Linked DNA regions of Homo sapiens: regions 2, 3, 4 and 5 are each linked to region 1. The links are chromatin contacts, found by Hi-C or POLR2A ChIA-PET in ENCODE. All regions are on one chromosome and are shown on one strand. Each heading gives the region's core, a stretch centred on a gene start or an enhancer-like site at or near the end of the contact. The rest is flanking DNA. Distances are from core to core; before and after follow the strand shown.

Evidence for each region. Hi-C counts contacts between places; a loop is a spot of excess contacts on that map. ChIA-PET counts read pairs that join two places held with the same protein, here RNA polymerase II (POLR2A). Pooled maps may share reads with other maps.
Region 2: a loop to region 1 is called in a map with no recorded cell type, with 8 times the contacts of the local background. The contact joins the promoter of UBALD2 here to the promoter of SEC14L1 in region 1. A Hi-C loop is called at or near these places in 4 of 37 single-sample maps with no recorded cell type and 12 of 50 pooled maps.
Region 3: a map of B cell shows a loop between it and region 1 (12-fold over the local background). The contact joins the promoter of PRPSAP1 here to the promoter of SEC14L1 in region 1. A Hi-C loop is called at or near these places in 1 of 168 maps with a recorded cell type or tissue (B cell) and 4 of 50 pooled maps. POLR2A ChIA-PET finds 5 or more read pairs at or near these places in 1 of 52 experiments (HEK293).
Region 4: a pooled map shows a loop between it and region 1 (6-fold over the local background). The contact joins the promoter of LINC01973 here to the promoter of SEC14L1 in region 1. A Hi-C loop is called at or near these places in 4 of 37 single-sample maps with no recorded cell type and 5 of 50 pooled maps.
Region 5: a loop to region 1 is called in a pooled map, with 10 times the contacts of the local background. The contact joins the enhancer-like site here to the promoter of SEC14L1 in region 1. A Hi-C loop is called at or near these places in 6 of 37 single-sample maps with no recorded cell type and 4 of 50 pooled maps.

Annotation. Positions count from the first base shown.
Region 1 is chr17:77,138,949-77,144,220 of GRCh38, forward strand. It overlaps SEC14L1 (SEC14 like lipid binding 1), which reads left to right and starts at 2,021. Exons shown (of 17, transcript NM_001143998.2): 1 at 2,021-2,159; 2 at 3,698-3,802; 3 at 4,619-4,711. The coding sequence starts at 4,649. LOC105371901 (a long non-coding RNA gene) reads right to left here and starts at 2,491. Exons shown (of 5, transcript XR_934988.3): 1 at 2,408-2,491. RefSeq lists silencers at 1,305-1,514, 1,665-1,874, 1,885-2,334, 2,499-2,793.
Region 2 is chr17:76,262,366-76,267,637 of GRCh38, forward strand. It overlaps UBALD2 (UBA like domain containing 2), which reads left to right and starts at 2,983. Exons shown (of 3, transcript NM_182565.4): 1 at 2,983-3,260; 2 at 3,542-3,604. The coding sequence starts at 3,141. It overlaps LOC105371896 (a long non-coding RNA gene), which reads right to left and starts at 2,716. Exons shown (of 6, transcript XR_007065913.1): 1 at 238-2,716. RefSeq lists enhancers at 728-817, 2,386-2,435, 3,696-3,795 and silencers at 2,786-3,085, 3,386-3,525.
Region 3 is chr17:76,351,060-76,356,331 of GRCh38, forward strand. It overlaps PRPSAP1 (phosphoribosyl pyrophosphate synthetase associated protein 1), which reads right to left and starts at 2,857. Exons shown (of 10, transcript NM_002766.3): 1 at 2,475-2,857. The coding sequence starts at 2,644. RefSeq lists enhancers at 1-374, 1,914-1,973, 2,823-3,687, 2,934-3,203 and a silencer at 2,334-2,653.
Region 4 is chr17:77,882,139-77,887,410 of GRCh38, forward strand. LINC01973 (long intergenic non-protein coding RNA 1973) reads right to left here and starts at 1,949. Exons shown (of 2, transcript NR_028337.1): 1 at 1,784-1,949; 2 at 1-1,400. RefSeq lists an enhancer at 427-786.
Region 5 is chr17:76,478,274-76,483,545 of GRCh38, forward strand. RHBDF2 (rhomboid 5 homolog 2) reads right to left here. Exons shown (of 19, transcript NM_001005498.4): 3 at 3,102-3,272; 4 at 1,460-1,581; 5 at 809-1,004; 6 at 533-736. The coding sequence starts at 3,251. Among named protein-coding and RNA genes, the nearest start is that of AANAT, 13 kb to the left of the region's middle. RefSeq lists silencers at 2,500-2,569, 3,390-3,489, 3,550-3,599. Within about 2 kb of position 3,023, at least 14 of the 41 ENCODE cell types and tissues checked have a DNase peak (open chromatin) inside an H3K27ac peak, as active enhancers do.

The DNA of each region.
Region 1 (5,272 bases), core at 771-3,270:
CTCAACAAATTTCCCAATCTCTTTTAATCTATAGATTGACCATTCCCCTCTTTTTTTCCTTTGGAATTTGATAAAGAATATATTTGTCTTGTACCGTTTCCCACAGTCTGTACTTTGCCAATTGTTTTTCATGGTGTCATTTAGCATGTTCCTCTATTCTGTATTTCCTGTAAACTGGTGGTTGCATCTAGAAGTTCAGCAGGTCAGGTGAATTTTTTTTTTTTTTTTTTTTTTTGACACGGAGTCTTGCTGGAGTCCAGCCCAGGCTGGAGTGCAGGGCAGGTGGCGTGATCTTGCCTCACTGCAACCTCTGCCCAGGTTCAAGTGATTCTCCTGCCTCAGCCTCCCAAGTAGCTGGGATTACAGGCATCTGGCACCACACCCGGCTACTTTTTGTATTTTTAGTGGAGACGAGGTCTCACCGTGTTGACCAGGATGGTCTCAAACTCCTGACCTCAGGTGATCCACCCACCTAGGTCTCCCAGACTGTTGGGATTACAGGCGTGAGCCACCGCAACGGCGTTAAAGCGTCTTTTGAAGGTGGATGTGATTTTTTTTTTTTTTTTTGGGACGGAGTCTCGCTCTGTCGACCAGGCTGGGGTGCAGTGGCGCGATCTCGGCTCACTGCAAGCTCTGCCTCCAGGGTTCACGCCATTCTCCTGCCTCAGACTCCCAAGTAGCTGGGACTACAGGCGCCCGCCACCACGCCCGGCTAATCTGTTGTATTTTTAGTAGAGACAGGGATTTCACCGTGTTAGCCAGGATGGTCTCGATCTCCTGACCTCGTGATCCGCCCACCTCGGCCTCCCAAAGTGCTGAGATTACAGGCGTGAGCCACCGCGCCCGGCCGGTGGATGTGATTTCTACAAACAAGCAAAAGCCAGTCAGACTGAATGTAGTGAATAATGTAGGTGACCCAGCTGGAAGATGATGGTTTGACGTGGAACACAAGGGGTGATGAGGCCATGAATGATTTGCTTGTGTGTCTGGTAAACTGGCTTTGATGGAAATTCCTAAACAGGTCCAAAAACGTTCTGTCCAATGGCAGCATGAAATGTACAGCCACTCAGGGTGACTAATGTGAACGGAACAACAGTGACTTTGACAGTGAAATTGCATGTTGGTTATAAAACCAGCTTTGCTGTGTGGGTGGGCATGCGAGGTGCCCCTTTCTAGTCATGAGCTCCTCTTAAGGACCCCAAAATGTCTCAGTGGTACCGGATTGAAAATTGGGGCTGGACGGTGCTCTCCTGCTGAAATTCGGGAGCTACTTAGCAGCCCCACCTTGGCACCCTCGTTTCCGAGGGGCAGGCCCTGGGCGCGCGTCTCAGTTTCAAGCCCGCGGCCCGACACTAGAGCCGTCTGGATGTGTTGACAAGGATGCCGCTGGGCTCCACCCGGGCTCACCCGGGCCCTCCCGAGCCCTGGGCCGCGCAGCACCGGCGTCCGCCTCCTCCCCATTACTCGGCGAGAATGCGGTCGGGGCACTGGCGCGAGCAGCCTGGTGCTCCTGAACAGTCAACAAGAAATGAGGAAGCACGGGGGCAGCCGCCAGGGCGACCAGAGGCAGGCCTCAGAGCAGCAGCCATACGGGAGGGCCCCGGTGGTTTTGACCTCCCGCAAACTTCCCTTTTCCCGCTCAGCCGAACCCCTCCCCTGCACGCCGGCAGCCCCTTGGGGCTTCACTCCGCCTCCGCCCGCTACTCGCGAAGCCCAGCCCGGCCCCGCCCCCAACAAGTGACGCAAAACTGGGAGGGGCCACGAGGACCTCGGGCACATCCAGCAGTGCGACGGGGCCGGCGCCTTCTCCGAGCTCCTCCCACGCTCGCGGGTCGGAGCTCGCGCCTGCGCAGTTCGGGCCCCGGGTGTCCTCCCCCCTCCCCTTTCTTAGCAACCATCGCCCGCTCCCGCCCCCGCTCCCTCGGCCGCGGCCGCGCACGCGCGCCCCTCCCGGCGCCCGGCCCCGCCCACCCCGTCACCCGTAACAACCACAAGTGCCGTCGCCGCGCCCCTTCCCCCTCCCGCCTCCCCGGCCCCCTCCCCGGAACCGGCGGTCGAGCTACGGTCGCGGAGCAGTGGAACCGAGACTGCCCCGCGGAGCCGCCGGTATGAGCGCCCCTCGCCACCCCGTGTCCCAGGCCCGGCCTTTCTGACAAGAGGTAGGCGCGTCGTCGCGGCGGGTCCGAGTGCGCCCTCGCCCCGGTCCCGGTCTCCGTGGAGTCCGGCGCCTCTCGGGCGGGCCCCCCGGAACTCCCGGCCGCCCGCTTGCTGAGCCTGTCCCTCCCCAGCCCCGGCTGCCATCGGCCCGGCACCCGAAACGGGCCGTGCCCCCGCCCCCCTGCTCGCCCTCCGCCCCCCTGCTCGCCCCTCGCCGCCCCTCGCCCCCCTCCCCCGCCCCCACCCCCACCTCGCCAGGCTTCCAGTTCCCGGGAGCCGCTTTTTGCTGAGAGCGGAGTTTCGGGTCCGGAGCCAGTGCCCGCCCCTCTCTCCCGTCGGTCGGGGCTTTGGCCCCGTGGGGCTCAGCCGCGCGGGACCCCTGCTGAGCAGCCCCGGGCGCCGGCCGCCCCTCGAGCCTGCTCGGGATGCGTTCAGTGGGTCTGGCCTTTGGCTCCTGTTTAAACAGCGATTGTCATGCAATGGAGGCCGTCCGGCTCCTGGATGCCACTTGGTCGTTGTCACTCCGGATGCCCGCGTAGGGCGTTTATCTGGACCAGAGCATCGGCAGCTGAGACCTGGCTGTGGTTCACAAGCTCGTGAATTAGCAGGTTCTTAAGTGAGTGTAGCCAGTTCTGCCAGGCGGTGGAATCCTGAATGGATGTTACCGTTTCTTAAACGAGCATTACGCTTTTTTGCTTCTTCCCCCAACTCTTGTTTGTACCCGGTTATCGTCCTCATATCTGGGAGAGTACCCTAAAATTAATATTCCCAATTAAATTTTTAAAAGATGATTGGATTCCCACTGTGCACCAACACTGTAAGGTTTGCAAAAGAAAAAGAACGTGGTCCCAGCACATCAGGATGTGTCAGTCGCATAATCAAGATGAATATTAGAAAAGCTTCAAGTTGAGTTTGGAGAACTTGGGAGTTTGGCTCTCATTCTCATGGTTTTAGAGGTGGAAGTCTTTCAAGATCATCTCCCCGAAAACCTCATTTTACAGAGATGAAACTGAGTCCTAGGGAAGTCAAATGGCTTACTCGTGGTCACCCAGAGTCATTCCTTAGCCGTTTTCACACTGTCAGATGGCGATGTTTTCCACCATGACCTCTCCTCTGAGAGGTATGCCAGACATACCAGAGAAAGTTCCAAACCTGTTTAAACCTTAGTACTATAGATGGGAATTCTATACCAGGCGCCGTGACTCATGACTATAATCCTAGCACTTTGGGAGGCTGAAGTGGGCAGATCCCTTGAGCCCAGGAGTTTGAGACCAGCCTGGGCAACATGGGGAAACCTTCTACAAAAAATATATATGGTGGTGCGTGCCTGTGGTCCCAGCTACTTGGGAGGCTGAGGCAGGAGGATCACTTGAGCTTAGAAGGTGGAGGCTGCAGTGAGTGGAGATTGTGCCACTGTGTTCCACCTTGGGCAACAGAGAGACACCCTGTCTCAAAAAAAAAAAAAAAAAAAAAGGAATCTTGGAAGTTTCTGAAATAAAATACATCTTGGTAATTTGTCTCTCTCTTTTTTTTTTAACAGCTAGACTTCGGGCTCCTTGAGGATATTCAGTTTTGTATGTTTGAATATCCTCTCACCATGTTCAGCATAAAGTACCATTCTTAATGATTATCCTCAACAAGACAGGTAGGCTCATTCGATTTTTCTTTCTCACTTTAAATAGGGGAGACAGAGGACTGGCAAGTCCAGGTGTGTTTTTAGAGCAATCCGTGTAGGCTGGCGCTAGAGAATGATTATGCACCCATAAGGAGGGCTCCTTGACTGTGAATTAGGTGTGAACATTTAACCGATTACTTACGGATATTAGCTATCTGAGGCTAGAGATTTCAGTGGAGCCTGTTTAGCCAGAATACTTGGCATCTCTGCCACTCGAAGACAGGTCGCCAAAGCTGTAGTGTACACAGTTAGAAAATAGGAATTGACACGTTTCCTTTGAAGCTAGCTTTTGAGGAGTATTCCATAGTTTGAGATACAGTAGTATTTTTTTCCAGTTTTATTTTTGTTTTCCCAGAGCTAATATCTTAACACGAGATCATTTTTATTTGGCTTCTAGTAGAAGTTGTTTAAGAGAAAATGATCCAAGCATTAATTATATTGGTTATTAGAATAATAGAATCATAACAGTTCATTGCTGGAAAGGACTCAGGTCAGGTCATGTAATGAATGCAGAGTCCCAGTAAGCCAATGAGAGGATTGGACCCCTCTCACACCAGTACTGTTTGCCTCATTGCATTGGGGCTTTGTCTGCTTTTTCTTATTGTTTAATTACCTCCCCCTGCCCTCATGTATTTAAATATCATCTTTTCATTTTTGTGTGCATAGAATTATGACCTATTGTGGTCTCTTTCTGTCGTTAGAGTGTGGTATGATGTGTCAGTGCAGACTTACTAATAATTTGTTTCTGCATTGTGGTTACTTATCACATATATTTATGTTTTGCAGGTGTGAGAGGGTTGCTGTTGTATTGCAATCATGGTGCAGAAATACCAGTCCCCAGTGAGGGTGTACAAATACCCCTTTGAATTAATTATGGCTGTAAGTACTTGACATTTCAATTTACTCTTTGGCTTCTTATTTATAAAGTACAGTGTTAGAATTTGATGATCTATAGATTTATTGTTCGTCTCCATGGCATCACTTGAACTTACTCTGTTTTTATGCTTATGAACCGTATCTAGAGTGTGTAAAATGTTTTTAAAATACAAGCCTCTGAAAATAAAAATCTGCTTATTAAAAAAAATGCACCTCAGGGTAATGTATGAATTGAAGTTAATTCTCCCTTTGAACACACAGAAGTGGGATTCTAAGCACTTCTTCCTCGGGGTTGTGCTCTTTTTTTCCTTCGTTAGAGTAGCAAAGGGACATGGAGTGTGGTCTTTGCTGCTCGTGTGGAAGAGTGCTCTGCCTATGGGTGAATTCACTTTAGGTGGTGTTAGAACTGAGCACTGTGCGATGGAGTTTTACTCACGATTCAAATGACTCTGTTGAATGAGTTTTTCCGTTATTTACCTGAAGAATTTGGCTGAAAATAAGCATTTTACTAGATGCAAAGCAAACCTTTTCCAGTCATTTTTAGATTACCGTAGGGTATTTCTT
Region 2 (5,272 bases), core at 1,733-4,232, 880 kb before region 1:
GGTTCATGCCATCCTCCTGCCTCAGCATCCCGAGTAGCTGGGACTGCAGGCGCCTGCCACCATGCCTGGCTAATTTTTTGTATTTTTAGCAGAGACAGGGTTTCACCATGTTAGCCAGGATGGTCTCGATCTCCTGACCTCGTGATCCACCCGCCTCGGCCTCCCAAAGTTGCTCTATTTTACCTACCATACATTGTCCTCTCAGATTAAAATAATAGTACCTTCAGTTAATAATACCTTGCATTTAGGAAGTTGCTTTCCTCCCATCAGCTCAAAGCCCTCTACAAACATGACCTCATTCATTCTCCCAGGAGTGGGACAGTCCTAAGTTTCCCAGCTACTCATCTCCAACCGGATTCTCAGAAGCCAAAATATGGATTAAGCACTTCCATGTCTCAGGACCACAAATCACGGGCTCTGTTGCTCTCCTTCCTTCTTCCTGAGTGACCTTAGGCCCACAGAAGATAACTAGTACCTGAGTCTCTCTGGCTTGGGGGCCTTGCCCTCCATGCCCCGCCCAGGTGCCCACAGCTGGGCCCTGCAATTGTTAAACATTACATAAACTGGATAAACTGCCTTGATTTCCAGGAAATAACAGGTTTGGCAACTTTGGACTCTTGCTTTCCTTGGGAACTTACTTCTGAATTAAGACCTACGGGCTCATAGGGGACATTCCACTACAGCCAGAAATGTCTCTCCCCAGGGTAGACCCTCCTACTCACGGCCCTGGCATGTTTGACACCCGCATGTACTTATGAAAACCTGGAGCCCCACAGTGACAGTACTTCCTTCTTCTGGGCTGCTTGCGGCCTGAGCTCCCTGGCAGTGTATGCTGCCAGCTGCTCACTTTTGTTTTCACCTTGCAATTACTGGACGGGAAGGCTGCAAGCTATACTGGAGTCTCCAGCCACACGCCAGGTCCCAGCCCACGTGTACTTCAGGGCCATTCCCAGGAAAAAGCTGACTCCTACTCCTTCAAAACAAACAAATAAACAAAAAACGAACCAAATGGAATGAGCTCATGATAGTACCTGAATTTGTTTTTCATCAGTACAGAAACATTAACATTAATTGTAATCTTCTTCTTGTTTGTAAACTTTAAAAATACATACTGTCAAGTTTTCTTAGATAGGGAGTTAAATCCAATTTAGGCAAAGTCAAGATAGAACCACGACGTGCTTTCTTATTATAAGCCTCCTTCTGTTCTGCAGACCTTTAGCTGGTTAAAATACACTCTGTAATTAGTAGTTCAGATAAAAAACTCACAAAGTTCTCCTGAAACAGAAACTCTTAACAGTGAATCCCTAACAATATTTATCTTCCCAATCTCTTCTGCCCCTTCCCCAATCTGCTTAAACTCCTAGTTCTTTTCCTACCCCCACAATTCTCAAACACAGCCCTGAAGATCAAACTCTAATCCAGAAGATGGAAGCTCAGCACATACAAACAAATTTGGGGCCAGGCATGGTGGCTCACACCTGTAATCCCTGTGCTTTGGGAGGCTGAGGCAGGAGGATCACTTTAGTCCAGGAGTTCAAGACCAGCCTGGGCAACAATAGTGAGATCTCATCTCTACCAAAAATTCAAAAATTAGTCAGGCATGGTGGTGTGTGCCTGTAGTCCCAGCTACTCGAGAGGCTGAGGCAAGAGGATCGCTCGAAGTTACAGTGAGCCATGATCATGTCACTCTAGCCCTATCTAACAACCACCACCACCAAATTTTGGACTTTAAAGGGCTACCACTGAGAAACAGTATCTCTGTAGAAACACTCACTGTTTGTTATTGTTTGTTTTTATTTGGTAGAGATGGAGTCTGTGCTATGTTGCCCAAGCTGGTGTTGAACTCCCGGCCTCAAGTTATCCTCCTGTCTCGGCCTCCCAAAGTGCTGGGATTATAGGTGTAAGCCATCCCAACCCCAGACTCCACCCCTACTGCCACCCGTTGTTTTTTTAAAAGATGGTAGAAATTAAAGCTTCATCTTAGCTTTCGTGACAAGCAAGAGAAAAAAAAAAAAAGAAAATTAAAGCTTCAGTTAGGTCAACCGATTTAACAAGAAAAAATTCTTGACTTGGCATTTTGGCCACTGAGAAAGTCTCACTTTTTTCCTTGCATATTTCCTTGCATATCGTATTTATTGTACATAAATCTTGGCTTCCATCTTCAGAGAGCAAAGTCTTTGGTCTAAAAACTGAGAAAATACTGCTCGATCCTTGCGGTGGGTAGTGATTAGAAGAGGGCAGGACGCGGGTTCCTAGGGTGCAAGTAACGTTCTGTTAATTGATCTGGGTGTTCACTTGGTGAAAAGTCTGGAAGCTGTACCTGCGACATCGCACTTTCCTAATGTACGTTATATTTCAATAAAAGATTTTTTTAAATTGGACTGCTTGAAAGTTATTTTTAAAAATTACATGCTTTTGAGACTTGAGCAGCTGCAAAGGCTCTGTTTTCTATTTTGATCATTCTGTTTCTCGAGATGACCACATCTTTCAGAGGAAATGAGTCAAAGCCACTCTGTCTTGCTTTTCCAGCTGAGCATGTTCTGTTTCAATGAAGTAATGAATGAACTTGGCCGCACCACCCCCAAGCCTACAACAGCAAACAGAGGGCCCTCGGCCAATCAGCAGGCACTCCGGGTTTTCAAGTTGAGTTCAAACAGGACCACCGGAGGCCAATCAGAGTGCGCGGCCCCGCCCCGAACGCCCGGCCGTGACCAACCACGAGGCCGGATGAGCCAAAACACAGCGGCCGGCCAATGCTGGGGAGCCCCACGGCGCCGAGCTCCGCCAATGGGCGCGGCCGGGCGAAAAGAGAAACAGTGAGGGCCCCACAGGCCGCAGGATTCGAATCGAACGTCCTTACGGGAGCCGGGCGCTGGCGGAGCGGCGCCCCGGCCAATCAGCGGCAGTCCCCGAACGTTGGGCCGGCCCAGCCCCGCCCCGCGCTGTTGTTTGTGGTGTCGGCCGGGCCGCGGGAGTCGAACCACAACATTCGCCGGGCGGGCGGCGGCGGAGCGGGCGGCGGAGCGGCGGCAGCAGCGGTGAGCGCGAGCCCCGGAGCCCCGGGCGGCCGGCCTCCCGCGCCCGCGCAGCCCCGCGTCTGCGTCCGGCCGGAGACGCCGGGCCCCGCGCCGCGCCGCGCCATGTCGGTGAACATGGACGAGCTGCGGCACCAGGTCATGATCAACCAGTTCGTGCTGGCCGCGGGCTGCGCGGCCGACCAGGCGAAGCAGTTGCTGCAGGCGGCCCACTGGCAGTTCGAGGTGCGAGCCTGGCCGCCGCGGGGCCGGGCCGCGGGGGTCGGGGACGCCGGGCGGCGGCGGGGGCGGGGAGCGCTCCTGTTGTCGGCCCGGAAGGCGATCGGCGCCCGCGAGCGGGTCTTACGCGGGACCGGGGCCGGGACCGGCTCCCCTCTGCACGTGGGGCAGCCGAGGGTCGGGGGCCGCGGGCCGGGCGCGGAGGCGGGGAGAGCCGGTGGGGGGCCCAGCCGCTGCGTTTCCTGACTCCGCCTGGCCCGCCGTGTCACTGCCCTGTTTGTCCGCAGACCGCGCTGAGCACGTTCTTCCAAGAAACCAACATTCCCAACAGCCACCACCACCACCAGATGGTAAGCGGCGGCGGGCAGGGGCGCGGGCCGGGGCCGCTGTCAGCGCGGCGGTGACAGCCATGTTGCCGGGGAGCGCCGCGCCGCGAATGTAAACAAAGAGCCAAAATGTCTTCCAGGAAAGAGCGGCTCCCGGGCCGGCGCTGGCGCCTCCAACTTTGAGGCCCGCCTCCCGGGCTGCTGCTGCTTGGCCTCGGGACTGGTGCCCGGCACTGGTCCCTGGGGGGAAGCGGCGCCAAAGTTGGGGGGAGGGGGAGAGGGCCGGGGGCCTGGCGAGGGGCTCAGGAGCTGGGGGACCCCAGAGCCAGGGGATGGGGAGGGGGAGAGGGTGATGCCCGGACGTCTGGGGCACTGGGAAGCCCGCGCGAAGGGCCCAGGGAGGGCGATGGGGGTGCTTGTGTTTATGGGGACCCCCTCGTGCTGTTGAGTGGTTTCCCCCCTCCCCCTCCACACACACACACACCCAGCGCTACAGGGAACAGGAAAGGCATGAATCCACCCTGGCTCAGGAAGCCGGGCTCTACCCACAAAGATCTGTTCAACCTTCCGAAGCCCAAGGGGACTGGGAAGTTGGAAGGACATACATCCCCCAAGCCAGGAGGACACACAGATTTTGACCCAAGATAAGGCCAGGAATGTGTCTTTAATCTCTGTGTTGAGCTCCACCAGCCCAGCACACAGAGAAGTGGTCCGGGGTCTGGATTTGCTTTCTTTTTCATTCTAGCCCAGGCCCAAGCTTTTGCCCTCCTGGCCATGGGGTACTCTGCTTTCTTGAGGCCCAGGACATCTCTCCTGTACCCTACCCCCCTAGTTACCTATTAGCCCTGCTGGGGGAGGAGGGGCAGGGCTCAGCGATAGGGATCTTAAAACATTGTTCCCCAGGAGAGCTGTTGTGGACTCTAGGTGCATTTTTGGGATTTTTAACACTTGGTGCCCTTGCCTTTGGCTCTCTGTTTTCATCTAGTCACAGAGGACAAGTAGAGGGGTCTGTCTTGACCTTGTTAGCTAGTTTTTCTCAGAATGGCTGATGCTGTATATAAATCAAGCCAAAATGGCATTTGAGTATGATGGGAGCATGGTGCTGGCCACAGGGCTCTTAGAAACCCAAGAGGGTTTCATCTCCAGGGGACACCGTCCCCTGCACTTGACCAGGAGAAATGGCCAGCACCCGCCTATGCTTGAGTCTCGAAGCTTCCTGCCATCTCCTGTCACCGGATCCTTGAGATTTCCTTCCACCAGCTGTGGCCATCCCAAAAAACTCAGAACTTCCAGATACTACAGCCATTCTGAGGGGCTGAGAACAGGGAGGCTCCCCAGGAAGAGCTGGTCTGGCATCCTGTTTAGTTCCTATTGCCCCTCCTCTGCAAATCCCAAGGAGATGCTAAGTCTCTTTTGAAGCTTCCCTCAAGGAAGGCAGCAGGTTTTGTAACACACATAACCAGTGTGTCCATCAGTGCCCAAGTCTGAGTGCCTTAGCAGCACAGTGGAGGACACCATCCCTGCTCTCAAAAAGTTCATGGTTTCTTTTTTTTTTTTTTTTTTTTTCTAATTTTATTTTTGAGAAAGGCCAGGGCAGGGGGAGTCTCTATGTGGCCCAAGCTGGTCTTGAACTCCTGGCCTCAAGCTATCCTTCCGCCTCAGCCTCCCGAAGTGCTGGGATTATAGGTGTGA
Region 3 (5,272 bases), core at 1,607-4,106, 790 kb before region 1:
TTAAAAAGGTAAACTTTATGTTATGTATATAACAATTTTTAAAAATACTCCAGGTGGGCCGGGCGCAGTAGCTCACGCCTATAATCCCAGATCGTCTGAGGTCAGGAGTTTGAGACCAGCCTGGCCAACGTGGTGAAACCCATCTCTACTAAAAATACAAAAACTAGCCAGGTGTGGCCGGGCGCGGTGGCTCACGCCTGTAATCCCAGCACTTTGGGAGGCCGAGGCGAGTGGATCACGAGGTCAGGAGATTGAGACCAACCTGGCTAACACAGTGAAACCCGTCTCTACTAAAAATACAAAAAATTAGCTGTGCGAGGTGGCGGGGGCCTGTAGTCCCAGCTACTCGGAAGGCTGAGGCAGGAGAATGGCGTGAACCCTGGGGGCGTAGCCTGCAGTGAGCCGAGATCGCGCCACTGCACTCCAGCCTGGGCGACAGCGAGACTCCGTCTCAAAACAAAAAACAAAAAACAAAAAACTAGCCAGGTGTGGTGTCGGGCATCTGTGATCCCAGCTACTTTCGAGGCTGAGGCAGGAGAATCGCTTGAACTTGGGACGTGGAGGTTGCAGTAAGCCGAGATGGCACCACTGCACTCCAGCCTGGGTGACACAAGACTGTCTCAAAATAAATAAAACAGATAAGATAAAACAAAATCTTACTGAGCGACAAGTAAAACAGGTAAGGGAAGTATTTATGAATATGTATCATTTATAGTAATTCAAAATCTTTCGGGAATTTGCCAGGAAAGAATCTAAAACAAACAAACAAAAAAAACCCTCACTGACTTTTAAAATGTGCCCTGCTCCCCTCTGCTCTCCCTCAAGGTCAGGTAGGGTAAATCTGAACCACTAGATACACACAGAAGCTTCGTTTAAAGTCAGTGTTTTCGTTGGCCTCAGAAAGAAAGACAAACAATCAGGGGTTAGAAATAGAAACTAGGTAGTAGACTGCAAAAGGATTGATTTGTTTTTTTAACATTCTTCCACTCTCCAAAACTCCAACTATTAAAAAAAAAAACAAGCAGAGCTGAAAAAAAAATGACTAAAGTTTTCCCTTTCTTCTACATTTCCCCCCAGAAGTTTAAGATATATCCCTGCAATCATTTGTCAACCCTAAAAAAGTAACGAAGTAACTCTATGAAAACTGTTTAAAATGTGAAAATGGCTTTAAATATTAAAAGACGAGCTATTCATTTTATGTCTTAGATTTCTAACAAGTGTATGTAGAAAGGGCATATAAGGCTCCTCCTTTATATCAGAGCTCTGGGATTCTCCAAAAGAGCCAACTAGAAAAGAGGCCATTTCACCGGGCGCGGTGGCTGAAGCCTGTAATCCCAGCACTTTGGGAGGCCGAGGCGGGCGGATCACGAGGTCAGAAGATCGAAACCATCCTGGCTAACACGGTGAAACCCAGTCTCTACTAAAAATACAAAAAATGAGCCGGGTGTGGTGGCGGGTGCCTGTAGTCCCAGCTACTTGGGAGGCTGGGGCAGGACAATGGCGTGAACCCGGGAGGCGGAGCTTGCAGTGAGCCGAGATCTCGCCACTGCACTCCAGCCTGGGTGACAGAGCGAGACTCCGTCTCAAAAAAAAAAAAAAAAAAAAAAAGAAAAGAAAAAGAAAAAGAAAAGAGGCCACTTAGTAAACAACTATTCAGAGGGCCACTATGAGCCCCTACTCTGCTAGAACCAGATACTACTTCTACATTATCCCGATCATACAATATTCTCAACCATGCCCATTTCACAGATGAGGTTCAGGGAAATCAAGTCTCTTGCCCACTGACACAGAGCTAGTAAGTGGCAAGGCTGGGAGGGCATCTCAGAGCTGTCAGACCCCAAAGGCGACTTAAGACCAGGGGCTTGGTTGGGTTAAAGACACAAATGACTGATCTTATCCCAAGCTGATTTACAAAGCAGGGTCAGGCCTGTCATTTCTACCACCAGCTCCGGCCCATCTGCCTCCCTGGAATTGCCTTCTTCGCACTGCCAGTCCCCACACCTTTGCTCTGCGACCGCACCTGCCGCGTCGGATCCCCCAACTCACAACCACGCCCGCGGGTCTCACTGCAGTGAGACTTGAGAGTGGCGGCGGTCAGATTCCCAGGTCAACTCCAGCCGTGGGAAAGGAAGCCAAGCCCTGAGCCCCTTTCCCCAAGACACGCACTCCGGGGCTCCAGAAAGCTCGGCCCGCCCCGGGGTGTGGGACTGCGGAGACGAAAGGCAGGCAGGCCGCGGACCCAGTCACGGGGCGGGGGGCTGAGGTCACCGAGAGTCCGCCCCAAGCCTCCCAGCTGCAAAACCGGGGAGCGGGGGGCGGTATCCGTCACCTCCAAGCTTTGTCCGGCTGGGAAGGCCCGCGCCTCCCGCCCCAGGTGCAGGAGGTGGGGCGGGTGGAGGGGAGCGGGTCCCTCCGGGCGCGAAGGAGAGCTAGGCGCCGCCGCCCCCGGCCCGGCCCTCCCACCGCCCCCTTACTCTGTGATGCGCTTGGCCAGCTCCGTGCAGGCGGCCGTGGAGTTGGCCGAGAAGACTCGGTAGCCGGTGCGAGCGGCGTTCATGGCCGGCGGGGGAACGGGGCGGGCGCGCGGGACGCGGAAAGCCGAGGACGCGGAGGGCGGGGGCAACAGCAGCAGCTTCTTGGGCATCGTCCGGCCCGCGGCGCGGTTACGACCGGCCCCGCGCGGGGCTGCACTCTGAGTGCTTCCGACTGCGAGACCCCGGTTTGGGTGGGGAAGGCGCTGAGAAACTCGGCGCAAGCGGGGAGAGCTCCGAGGTCCGTGCCCTTGCGCACCCCACACCACTGACTACAGCGGCCGAGCCTTCGCAGCGCCCGGCGCCGCCGCCTCAGAGCCAGAGGCAAGGCCACCGCCCCCTCCGGGCATCCGAAGAGCGTCGGCTAGAGCGCCCTCAGGCCGCCATCTCGGATGAGGGCAGGGAGCCTGGCGACTCTCTAAAAGCCTGTTCTTCCGAGGGGCATGTCACAGGTTCGCCCCGCCCCTGCTTTGACCGCTTCCACGGGAGCTCTTTCGGTCTCACTTTCTTGGGAGGAGCAGCCTACCTCGGTAGTGGCCCCAGGTGTTTCCAACTTTTTGGCCAGGACCCAACATGTCCGCCTCCGAGGAGGTATACGATCTAGCTCTGCATGTCTATGGTAGCACAGCGCCCGCCCCACGAGGCGCGTGCGCCGGCCGGAGATTAATTTGAAAAGTAGAGGGCGGGGGTTCTTTCCAGCTGGTTGACCGCAGTACTGAAGCGGCCAAAAAGTGGTCTTCTCCTGAGCCTGATCTTTCAGGCGTTTCCGAACAGATCCCCAACCCTGTGTCTGCGTGTAAGGCAAGGTTCCCTGAACGTGCCAAAGGCCCTCTTGCCGGTATTCGCTTTCAATCAAAAAAGCCCTCCTTCTCCTCTTTCCATATGCGCCACCCCTCCGAGACCCACTCGCGATGCGTCTGTTCCACAGTCTTTCTGGTGACCTCAACCACAGTAAGCCGCCCGGCCCGCGGGACTGTGCCACACGTAGATGCTTGCATTTTTTAAATTTTTGTTGTTGTTGTTATTGTTTTGATGCTTGCATATTTATGTACCTTTGCAAACATCTATTTTCCTAACTAGGATGTAACCCATTTTACGGCCACATCGTGAGTTCCTTTTTTTTTTTTTTAATTTTATTATTATTTATTTATTTTTTGAAATAGGGTCTCCCTCTGCCGCCCAGGCTGGAGTGCAGTGGCGCGATCACGGCTCACTGCAGCCTCTACCTCCCGGGCTCAAGCCATCCTCCTACCTCAGTCATTCAAAATGCCGACATTACAGGCCTCAGCCATCACGCCCCGCCAAGATCGTGTATTCCTGAGTGCTCCGTGTTACCCAGTGTATAGGGCAGTGTGTGGGCTCCAGAGGCCCGCAATCAGTACTTGTTGAAGTAGAAAGTAAAGCCCAGGGAAGCATTTGAGATCTCTAGTTATCAGCTGCACCAGAACTCGAGGGGAGGAGAGGTGCCTCTCACATTGACAGTACCATCTTCTGAGAATGTCCTTTAGAGACTCTGCTTGTGGTGACATTGGGCTTGAGGGAGCAGTAGATTGTGACTCAGCATGTCGTGAAGGACCACAAGTCTGAAGCTACAGGATTTGGAAGTTGAGCTGCCCTGAGCCTGCAGCAGCCTGGCCCCTATTCCAATAGCTCTCTAGAAAAAAAAAAAAAAAAAAAAAGGACAGTGGGTGCACAGCCTAGGCCAAATTATTTAACCACTGCACACATGTCCAGCTCACAGACCCTGACAAAAACCTTGTTACCTTCTTAAAAAAAAGGGGGAATGGGATAGGTGCAGTAGCTCATGCCTGTAATCCCAGCACTTTGGGAGGCCGAGGCGGATGATAGTTTGAGGTCAGGAGTTCAAGACCAGCCTGGGCAACATGGCGAAACCCAATCTGTACTAAAAATACAAAAATTAGCCAGGTGTTGGCTGAGCGTGGTGGCTCACTCCTTTAATCCCAGCACTTTGGGAGGCTGAGGTGGGTGGATCACCTGAGGTCAGGAGTTTGAGACAAGCCTGGCCAAGGTGGCAAAACACTGTCTCTACTAAAAATGCAAAAATTAGGCTGGGCACGGTGGCTCATGCCTGTAATCCCAGCACTTTGGGAGGCTATGGTGGGTGGATCACGAGGTCAGGAATTCGATACCAGCCTGGCCAACATGGTGAAACCCTGTCTCTACTAATAATACAAAAAATTAGCCAGATGTGGCCGGGCGCGGTGGCTCACGCCTGTAATCCCAGCACTTTGAGAGGCTGAGGCGGGCGGATCACAAGGTCAGGAGATCGAGACCATCCTGGCTAACACGGTGAAACCCCATCTCTACTAAAAATACAAAAAATTAGCCGGGCGCAGTGGCGGGCGCCTGTAGTCCCAGCTACTCGGGAGGCTGAGGCAGGAGAATGGCGTGAACCCGGGAGGCGGAGCTTGCAGTGAGCTGACATTGTGCCACTGAACTCCAGCCTGGACGACCGGGCGAGGGCGCGACTCTGTCTCAAAAAAAAAAAAAAAAAATCAGCCAGATGTGGTGGCGCGGTGGCACACACCTGTAATCCCACCTACTCAAGAGGCTGAGGCAGGAGAACCGCTTGAGCTCGGGAGGCGGAGGTTGCAGTGAGCTGAGATCAGGCCACTGCACTCCATCCTGGGCAACACAGCAAGACTCCATCTCTCTCTCATACACACACACACACACACACACACACACACACACACAATTAGCCAGGTGTGGTGGCAGGC
Region 4 (5,272 bases), core at 699-3,198, 740 kb after region 1:
CTGCTTGTGCAAGTTTGTGGCTGTGTGTGCAAATGTATGCGAGTGTGTCTGTGCCTGTATGCAAATGGGTGTATGCAAGTGTGCAGGTGTGTCACACAAGTGCAAGGGTGCATTTCTGCAAATGCACATGTGTGCAAGTGTGTGGACATGCGTGCAAATGGGTGCTAGTGCACAGGTGTGTGGGTGTGCAAGTGGATGCAAACGCATATATGTGCACATGTGTTCAATGCATGTGTGTGCAACTGTGCACATGTGTGCAAGTGTGTGTGTGTGAGTGCCCTGGAAAAGAGAGAGGGAGAGGAGGAGGGAAGGAAGAGCAGAAAAATACCTATGGTAAAAGCCAGCACTGCCCAGCAGACATGTCCAATGGAGAGCACCAAGAGGCAGAAACAGCCTCTCTTTGTTCCTGTCTCAGTAGCGGGCATAGTAGCAGTACAATGACTTGTGCTGCCTGCCTGGCAGATCACACAGGTCACAGATGCCTCCTCGTCACAGGATGTGGTCGCTGCACCCTGTCCTAACTCCAGTCCTTTCCCTCACCTTCACCAGCTAACCCCTTCCCTCCAAACCCCCTCCCCTGATTGCTGTCAAGGTCAGCAGGCCCCGCCCCATCCATGAGCGAGCCAAGGGTAGTATCTGCTCAATGCCGTCACTCCGTGTGGGCCAGCTTCTCCTCGCCCAGGAACAAGGGGATTTCCTGACTGTCTCTTTAGGCAGGGTGACGTAAGCTGTTTTGCTAGTGTAGAGCCAAAGAGCCTTCCAGGCCTTCATTTATCTAGATGTGGAGTCCTTTGGGAATGAGCATAGCAGGCTTGTTCCTGCCCAGCATCTTGGAAGATCTCGGACTAGTGCTCCCTGCAGATGATTGGGACCTAAGAAACAGAGCCCTGCAGAAGGACTGGCAAGACCACATGTCCCGGGGTGGCCAGTGTTTCCAGCAGTGACACTTGGGATTGAAACCAACCTTTGCAGAGCGAGAGACCCCACAGTACCAGCTGTGCCACTGACTGGGAAGTGCCCAGCCTTGGCCCTAGAGTGGGAAAATGGCCTGGACATGAAATGTGTGGGGACCTGACACCTGTGCTGGCCCCTGCAGCAGAGGCAGAGGCCCAGGCAGGCGGGGACCTGCTTTTCCCAGGGCTCTCCAGGGAGTCCCTGCACAGCCCTCAAGAGCCTGCCCTGCGTTATCATCCTCAAGGTCAAGAAACTTCCTTGGGGGAGTCTCCAGAGACAGGCAGCCTGGCCATGCCCTGGCGGACCCACCCACTCTACTCCAGGACCTCCGGATTTGGTCTGGGAGTCTCGGCACAGGGGAGTCTGCCATCGAACCAGCCACCTGCATCAGAGCCGGGTCCACCTCCTCCGTCCCGCTGTGGCTCTTTGAGCCTCAGTTTCTTCATCTGTAAGGTGGGAGGTGAGGATGACCAATTCAGTGTCTGGTGAAGACAAAATTTATCCCCTTGTCCAGGGCTGGCCTGGAGCAGACCCTCCCCTTCCTCCTCATCTCGGCCCCAGGACAAGCATGGCTTCCCTCCCTAGCCTTCCTCCCTTGGAGCTCCAGGCACTGAGGACTCCTGGCAGATCTCATTCATCTCTCTCTCTCTCCCTCTCTCCCTCTCTCTCTCTCCCCGACCCCCCCCCCCCCGCCAGAAAGCCACGTAGATATCCCTCTCTCCTGGAAAACTTTCCTGCCCCCAAGCCCCGGTGGGGTGCCTCTCCTACGGCCTTGCATGTATCCCAAACTTTCCCTACCTTCCCATCAATCGTGGTGAGCTGGAATTACCTGATAATCTACCTGCCTCTCTCTTGGACTACAGTCCCCTTGAGAGTGAGACTGGGTCCAGTAGACTGTTGTCTGCCCAGTGCCCAGCACAGGGTAGATGTCCATGAAATATACATGGACCAGTGACCGACTGAGATTGAGACTTGACTGGAAGCATCTTCCAAATGGCTGCTGGGAGAGCAGCCCATCCGGCACCCCAGCTCATGCCCCATCCCCCACTCCTCCAGCTCCTCTCCTCCCAAGTCCCTGCCGTCACAGCCAAGCTCGCGCTCCAAGGCAGCTCTGCCATCATCTGATGCAGACTCGTCAGCTGTTGCCATGGAGACCAGCCAGCAGTGAGCTCTGTGCCCTCCTGCTGCAGGGGCCGAGCAGAGCATGGGGGCACCCTGAAGCGTGCAGAGAGAACCCATCAAGGAGGAGGCGGGGGGAACGCGTGGCTCTGCATCCAGGCAAACCTGGAGTTGGGCCCCATCTGCCCCTACTCTCCTTCCTACACCTGTGACACCTCAGGCAAGTTGCTTCATCTCCCTGAGCCTCCCGTGAAATGCAGAAGATCCCAGCCACCCACTGTTATTGAAGGATGGGATCGACCCATTAGGGCATGGAGCTGTCTCTGTGTCATTTTGGTGTGCCAACCCCTGCCTTGGCTTTCTGGGGGCTGTTTTGAGTGTTCTCTCCCCTTGAACTTTGTGTCCAACTCTCCCCACCTCAACTCAGATGAGGCTGAAGGAAGGAGAGATTCCATTCCTACAATAGCACAAAAAGATTTTCTGTGACATTTGAAAACAAGAAGAAGCCTACAGGTTTGTTAACCAAATTTTGAACTTGGTCTGGCTCTGAGGGCTACTAATGTGGGGGCCACATTGGTTGCTTCCTGCAGTGAGCTAAGGGCTATGGGCAACTCTGCTCATGAAGAGCTTAAGGTGGCATCTCACTTGCAGGACAGCCTCCAGGTCTCACTGGAGTCAGGGAAAGTGATGGTTGTCCTATCTCCTTGTTGCTTTAAATGGTAGCTATCTCTGAAGATGGCTGAATGTCCCTGTGCCCACTGGGGACTTTGGGAACAGAAACATGCCAAGATGCTACAACCGGCCCTGGGCACAAAGCCACCTCTCCAGCTTTCCATGCCCAGCATTAGTCCTGGCATGGAGCTGAACACCTGTGTCTGAGGCAGGCCTAGGCCCTGATGCAAAATGTACCACCCACCTCCTTCTGCCAAATGTCAACTCGACCCAGCTGCAAGGCAGAGAAAACTTGGCAGTGTTCCCAAAGGGGACAGGAGATTGTCTCTTTTGTTAAATGAATGGATGGATGGATGGAGGATGGATGGATAGATAGATAGATGGGTGGATGGGTGAAAGGGTGGGTGGATAGGTGGTTGGATGGATGGGTGGATGATTGGATGGATGGGTGGATGGATGGGTGGGTGGGTGGGTGGTGAATGGGTGGGTGGGTAGATAACTGGATGGGTGGATGGGTGGTTGAATCGGTGGATGACTAGGTGAAAGAATGGATGAATGGATGGGTGGGTGGATGAATGGATGGGTGGGTGGGTAGGTGGATGGATGGATGGGTGAGTGGGTGGATGGATGGATGGGCGGGTGGGTGGATGGATAGGTGGGTGGGTGGATGATTGGAGACAGGAAAGAAAGAGAGAGAGAGAGAGAGAAAGGGAGGGAGGGAGGGAAGGAGGGAGGGAGGGAGGAAAGAAAGAAGGGAAGGAAGGAAGGAAGGAAGGAAGGAAGGAAGGAAGGAAGGAAGGAAGGAGAGAGACAGAAAGAGAGAGAGAAAGAAAAGAAAGAGAGAGAGAAGGAAGGGAGGAAGGAAGGAAGGGAGGGAGGGAGGGAGAGAGGAAGGAAGGAAAGAAGGAAGGAAGGAGAGAGAAAGAGAGAGAGAGAAAGAAAAAGAAAGAAAGAAAGACACAAAGAGAGAGAGAAGGAAGGGAGAAAGGAAAGAAGGAAGGAAGGAAGACAGACAAAGTGAGGAAGATTGCACCAGGATTGCCTCAGATGGGTCTTGCTATGAATAAAATTCAATAATACCAAGAAGAGCTTTACAAAAAGAGAGAGAGAGATAAGGTCAAAGAGACTTTTATGTGCTTCATGAATGAAGAACACTAAGGAGAAACGTTCCAGAAAATTTAGAGGAAAAAAAAAGTGGCTGAACATAAATTTTTGGTGAGGATAATAAAAATAAATAATGCCATAAACTCTTAGAAAACCTGGTGGTTTTCCTTCAAGGGCTTCAGTTAACTCCAGAGTGAGCTGTGAGCTGTGTCCAATTCCGTCATTTCACGGAGCAGGACACTGAGCCACGGGCCATTGAGACTTGCGTGTAATGCGGAGCTGGCGAAACACAACAGTGAGGTGTTTATTGGAGAATTTTGAATATGACTAAGTCCTTCTTTACAGAGCTTAGCATTTTCATCGTCTGTTTTAGGATGAGAGAACAGCATCAGCAGCATTCGGCACGATTGACAGGTTGTGTTTGCTCTTTGCTTATACCTCCTAAAAAGTGGACTGTCTTGGAAGTTTTATTGTAGTTCCCCTCGAAGCAGCCGCAGGTGCTCACTGGCTCACTGACAGCGAGGAGGTGATGCAATGGGCGCAGTCATTCCTCACTGCCATCGGCGTGTGCAGCTTGGGGAAGCACCACAGCACCGGGCGTGGCTCAGTTGACCAGCTGAAGGTTCCAGATCATGGAGGCAGAGAGGAGAAGCTGGCGACAGAGGGCAAGGCGGGATCTGTGGAGGCTCTTCCTCTGCCACTGTGGAACCCTGAGCCAGCCCCCTGCCTCGGGCCTGTCTATATTCCCACAGAGATGTGGAGAGCTGTTATGTGTAGCTAGATGGGTTCTAACGTGTCTCCCAGGGCTGGTATTTGGAAGAAATAATAAAGAGGAAAAAGACATTGCTGATGGATCCCAGTGGATCATGCCTGAGGTTTGGGAGCAGCCCCGGTCTTCCTTATTGAGTCTGTGTGATCTAAGTTTCCCCTCCTGTGACCTGCAGCTTCCTCCCACAGAGCTTTGCAAACTGTTTTGGCATTAGGATCCTTCTGGGAAATAGCACCTTACTCAAGACCCCAAAATATGACACAGATTAAAAAGGAGGCATGTCGTTCTGGGTGGGACGTGGGCTGCCCTACCTGACACCCTGCCTGTTGGGGCTCCCATTTCCACCCTCTCCACCCCGAACTCTGAAAACCCCTGTGCGACAGGGAACTGGCTTTGTCTTGTCTCCTCACAGCCTGACAGCCACAACTCTATTATACAGTAAGACCCCCGAGGCTAGGGACTAAGTCCTGTCTTTTTATCTCCAGCTCCTAGCAGCATTCCTAACCCAAGGCAGCCACACAGTGTTTGTTGAGTGAATGAATGACCTGGGAACTAGTCGCTAGAATAATGCTACATAACAGACAACCCCAGAAATCTCAATGACCTACAGCAACAAAGATCAACATTTTTTCTTCTTAATGGGTACAGATCAGC
Region 5 (5,272 bases), core at 1,773-4,272, 660 kb before region 1:
GGCTCCTGGCCCTTGCATAGGCCATTCCCTCTGCTGAGAATGCTGTTCCCTTCCTTCCCTAGTGAACGTCTCCTTGTGTCTTCTGGGCTTAACTCAATGTCTTCCCTGATAACAGCCGCTCTCCTAAACTGACCACCCTGAATGGTGACCCTCACCCTGGGCTGCGAGCTCAGCCAGGATGGCGATGGCTCTGCACGCGGTGCCCAGCACGTAACAGGGACTTGGAAAACCCGGGTGGATGAGGAGCAAGTATGCATCTCACTTCCCACTTCCCCAGCTTAAGAGTCAGTGCAGAGACCAGGTTCCAAAACTTGGCAGGGGGTCACACGAGATTTAAGACAGAAGGATGGACGCCTGGGTGCTGGGCTTCGGGGTCCCTCTTTGCCCAGGGATCCCAGCACATCCACTGTCCTTGGCACCGTAGGCAGATGCCCAGGTGAGCTTTAGGGGATGCTACTATGAGGAGTGGAAGGGAGGGGCAAGGAAGGGAGGCCGGGCAGAGGTGGGGGCCCTGCAGGAGGGAGCCCCGCACCTTGAGGAGGGCAGCGGCAGCTTGCAAGCTCATGTGGGCCACAGACATTCTCTTGCGGCGTGGCAGGTGGGAGTAGCCAGAACGGACACTGGTGAAGGAGGTGAGGGACAGGACTCCGGGGGTCAGCGGTGGGTGCGGGGCGTGGGGCCTGTCCATCTCCTCCGGGTGGCGGAAGGCCCGGCCCCGGGCCAGCGGATCCACAATCTGGAAGGGAGGGGGGCGGTAAGCAGAGCCATTAGGGTCCCCACCCCTGCCTCCTTTCCCCATGGATCCCACCTTGGGCATCTTGCAGGGCTTTGGGGACTCAGTGCCCTGGAAGGACGGTGCCTCCTGGCTGGGGAGCTCCAGGTCACGCTGGCACGAGGCCTTCAGGCGGCCGTAGCGCATGCTGCAGTGGTGCAGGCTGCGGCGCTGCCACTGCTGCCGCTGCCCCTCCCAGTCGCCGCTGACTCCAAACCACTGGGCTGCGCCCCTGCGGAAGCAGACAAGGGACAGGTGGGCATACGCTTGTCTACGCCTGTGCACCTGAGTGTGTGGAAGGGGTGATGGCACGTGTGTGCCCGCGTGCCTACAGGGAGGTGGGGGGCGGATCTGCCTGTGAGGCCCCTGGCTGGAGCCCAGTGACCAGATGAGCAGAAGCAGGGGATGACGGGAGCGTGAGGAGCCAGGCTAGGGCCCCAGGCACCCCCACACTGATCCACCCAGCTCCTCGAAGCCCCCCAGCCTCCACACCGTGATATTCCGCAAAGCACATACCCATTTCCCCATCTATACCATGATAATAGGCCACAGGGAGACATTGCTCATTAATGCCGGCCTCCTCCTTCCAGAGAGGGGACGCAGGGACCAGGCCCAATCATGTCCAGGCCCCGAGAATCCACAGGTTGCTGGGTGGGGGGTGCTGGGCTTGGGTGTAGGGGGGCTCACTTGCGGATGCTCTGGGACAGTGAGGCCTGGCGGCGGAAGCCAGGGCGCTTCTCTGAACTCTCCTGCCATCGGCTGCGTGGCTCCTGGAGGCTGACGCTCTTCAAGTAGGCTGGGTTCTTCCTCTTGGGGAGGAAGGAGGGAGGGCAGGCGGTGGTGTGTGCAGCCCAGGTCCTGGGCTGGCTTTTCTTTAGCCTCCTATTCTGAAAACCCTGAGAACAAACTTCAACCCTGATTTATGCCCCAATTTGCTTTCATTTGGAAATATATATATATAATGTGTGTGTGTGTGTGTGTGTGTGTGTGTGTGTGTTTGTATATGTATATATATATATATATATATTTTTTTTTTTTTTTTTTTTTTTTTTTTGGAGATGGAATCTCACTGTATTGTCCAGGCTGGAGTGCAGTGGTGTGGTCTCGACTCACTGACACCTCCGCCTCCCAGGTTCAAGCGATTCTTCTGCCTCAGCCTCCTGAGTAGCTGGGACTATAGGCATGTGCCACCACACCCGGCTAATTTTTGTATTTTTAGTAGAGACGGGGTTTCACCATGTTGGCCAGGCTGGTCTCGAACTCCTGCCTGACCTCAAGTGATCTGGCCGCCTCGGCCTCCCAAAGTGCTGGGATTACAGGCATGAGCTACCATGCCCGGCCTATATATATATTTTTTGGGACAGAGTCTTGCTCTGTTGCCCAGGTTGGAGGGCAGTGGCACCATCATAGCTCACTGGAGCCTCGACCTCCCAGGCTCAAGCAAGCCTTCTACCTCAGTGTCCTAAGTAGCTGGGATTACAGGCATGTGCCACCACACCCAGCTCTTTTTTAATTTTTTTTGCAGAGACAGAGTCTTGCTATGTTGTCTAGTCTGGTCTCGAACTCCTGGGCTCAAGTGATCTGGCTGCCTCAGCCTCCCAAAGTGATGAGATTACAGGCATGAGGCGACCTCGCCCAGCCTCATTCTGAATTTAAAATCGCCATTGTCTAACTTTTCTCCGTCAAGGCCAGCGTGTGTTTTCCTAACTCCTCATCCAGTCCCTCCCCTCTGCACCATGACGCTCCTGCCTGCTGCTGTGTCTTCTGCAGAGCTCTCGGGTGAACGGGGGGCGTTAACATCGCTTCCCTTTATACTCCAGACTGTGCAGGAAGCCCACGCTGCCACAAGCCGGTTTTCAATGAGCTCTTTATGGGGCACTAGACCAGACTGTCAGAAACACTGATCTGTTCTCGTCCTCCCAAAGGAAGCGGACACTGCCTAGGCGGGCTGCTGATGCCAGGGAGACACTGTCCCCTGCTCACCCATGTCAAAGAAAGCCCCCAGCCCTCAGAAGAGAGACTGAGAGTCCAGGCCTAGGGGGTGAAATGAGAACAGCCAGGGCCCCAGGGTTACCAGCAAGCACTTTCTTGGGGCTGGCCCTTCCTGTGTGCCCCTGACCACGATGAGAGTGAGCCCGGTTCCTGGCTTTACTCCCTGTGATATTTCGGGCCCAGGAAGGAGGGGGTAGGGCCCGAGTCAAGGGCTGCACAGACAGCAGCTGTGGCTCAGGAAGGAGCCCCTCTGGGAAGTGAAACTGACCAGAAAGTGTCACGTGGGTACATCTGTTACCTACGGCAGAACAGTGAGCCCCCAGGCCAGCCCCCTTACCTCAGGCAGCATGCTGTCCTGCTCGCCAGGGGCCTGGGTCTCTTTCTCGGGTGGCGGGATGGTGATGGAGAGGTTGGGTGGCTTCCGGCTCTGCAGGCGGCTGCTGGACACAGAGGACACGCTCCCGCCATTCTTGTCAGCAGAGGCCATTGTGGGCAGGAGGCGGGAGGGCTGGAATGGAGACCGGGAGAGCAGCGGTGGGCGGTGCGGGGTGGCGCAGTGTCAGGACCCTGACGCCAGGGCACGCAGCCCAGACCAAGAACCAACTTGCCTAAAGTTGGTTCAAACATCTCTGGGCGGCTGGGCGCGGTGGCTCACGCCTGTAATCCCAGCACTTTGGGAGGCCGAGGTGGGGGGATCACGAGGTCAGGAGATCGAGACCATCCTGGCCAACATGGTGAAACCCCGTCTCTACTAAAAATACAAAAAATTAGCTAGGCGTGGTGGCACGTGCCTGTAATCCCAGCTACTCGGGAGGCTGAGGCAGGATGGCTTGAACCCAGGAGGCAGCGGTTATAGTAAGCCGAGATCGCGCCACTGCACTCCAGCCTGGCGACAGAGCAAGACTCTGTCTGAAAACACACACACACACACACACACACACACACACACACACACACACACACACAAAACCAAAAACAAACCATCCCTGGGGACTAAACCCAGCCTGAACCAGGCTGAACCTCAGGCCCAGTGGTTGGAGTGAGGTCTATTTCTGACCATCATTTGCATCCCGGACCATATGGGTCTGGGAGGTCCTCAACTTACTACCTCATTCAATTTCTGATCTCTCCGCTTGAGGCAAGAACCAAACCCTGAAAAGAGCATGAAGATGCAGGCCAGGGACGGTGGCTCACACCTGTAATACCAGCACTTGGGGAGGCCGAGGTGGGCCGAGAGATGAGAAACCTACTGTGCTGGTCCCTGTCCCCCAAGGCCACCCAGTTTATTTTTCTTGTCTTTTTTCTGTAGAGGTGGGGGTCTCTCCATGTTAGCCAGGCTGGTCTGGAACTCCTGGGCTTAAGCCATCTGCCTGCCTTGGCCTCCCAAGTGCTGGGATTACAGGTGCAAGCTCACTGTGCCCAGCCCCAGTTCATTTTTCAAAGATAACTAAAACTGGCTGGGTGCGTGGCTCATGCCTGTAATCCCAGCACTTTGGGAGGCCGAGGTAGGTGGATCACCTGAGGTCAGGAGTTTGAGACCAGCCTGGCCAACATGGTAAAACCCTGTCTCTACTAAAAATACAAAATTAGCCAGGTGTGGTGGCGCATGCCTATAATCCCAGCTACTTGGGAGGCTGAGGCACGAGAATTGCTTGAACCCAGGAGGCAGAGGTTGCAGTGAGCCAAGATCATGCCACTGCACTCCAGCCTGGGCGACAGAGTGAGAAAATGTCTCAAAAAAAAAAGATAACTGAAACTGCCACCTGTCTGGCACTTTTCTCCCCCATAGTGAGAACACTGTTTAACAATAAAAGTGGCATATGCTCATTGAAAAAAAAAAAAAATCACACAGCTGTGTGTGGTGGCTTACACGTACAATCCCAACACTTTGGGAGACCAAGGTGGATGGATCACTTAAGGTCAGGAGTTCGAGACTAGCCTGGCCAACACAGTGAAACACCATCTCTACTAAAATACAAAAATTAGCCAGGCATAGTGCCTCATTCCTGTAGTTCCAGCTACTCGGGAGGCTGAGGCAGGAGAATCACTTGAACCCGAGAGGAAGAGATTGCTGTGAGCCAATCTCATTGCACCCTCCACCTCCCAGGTTCAAGCAATTCTCTTGCCTCAGCCTCCCAAGTAGCCGGGGTTATGGGCGTGAGCCACCAAGCCCAGCCCACACTCTATCATTTTACCTGCATTGTAGACATCTTTCCCTGTCAACACATACGGACAGACCTACTTTTTTTCTTTTTTCTTTTTTTTTGTGATGGGGTCTCATTCTGTCACCCAGATTGGAGTGCAGTGGCGCGATCTCGGCTCACCGCAACCTCCACCTCCCAGGTTCAAGTGATTCTCCTGCCTCAGCCTCCCAAGAAGCTCGGATTACGGGCATGCGCCACCACGCCCAGCTAATTTTGTATTTTTAGTAGAGATGGGGTTTCTCCATGTTGGTCAGGCTGGTCTCGAACTCCTGACCTCAGGTGATCCACCTGCCTCGGCCTCCCA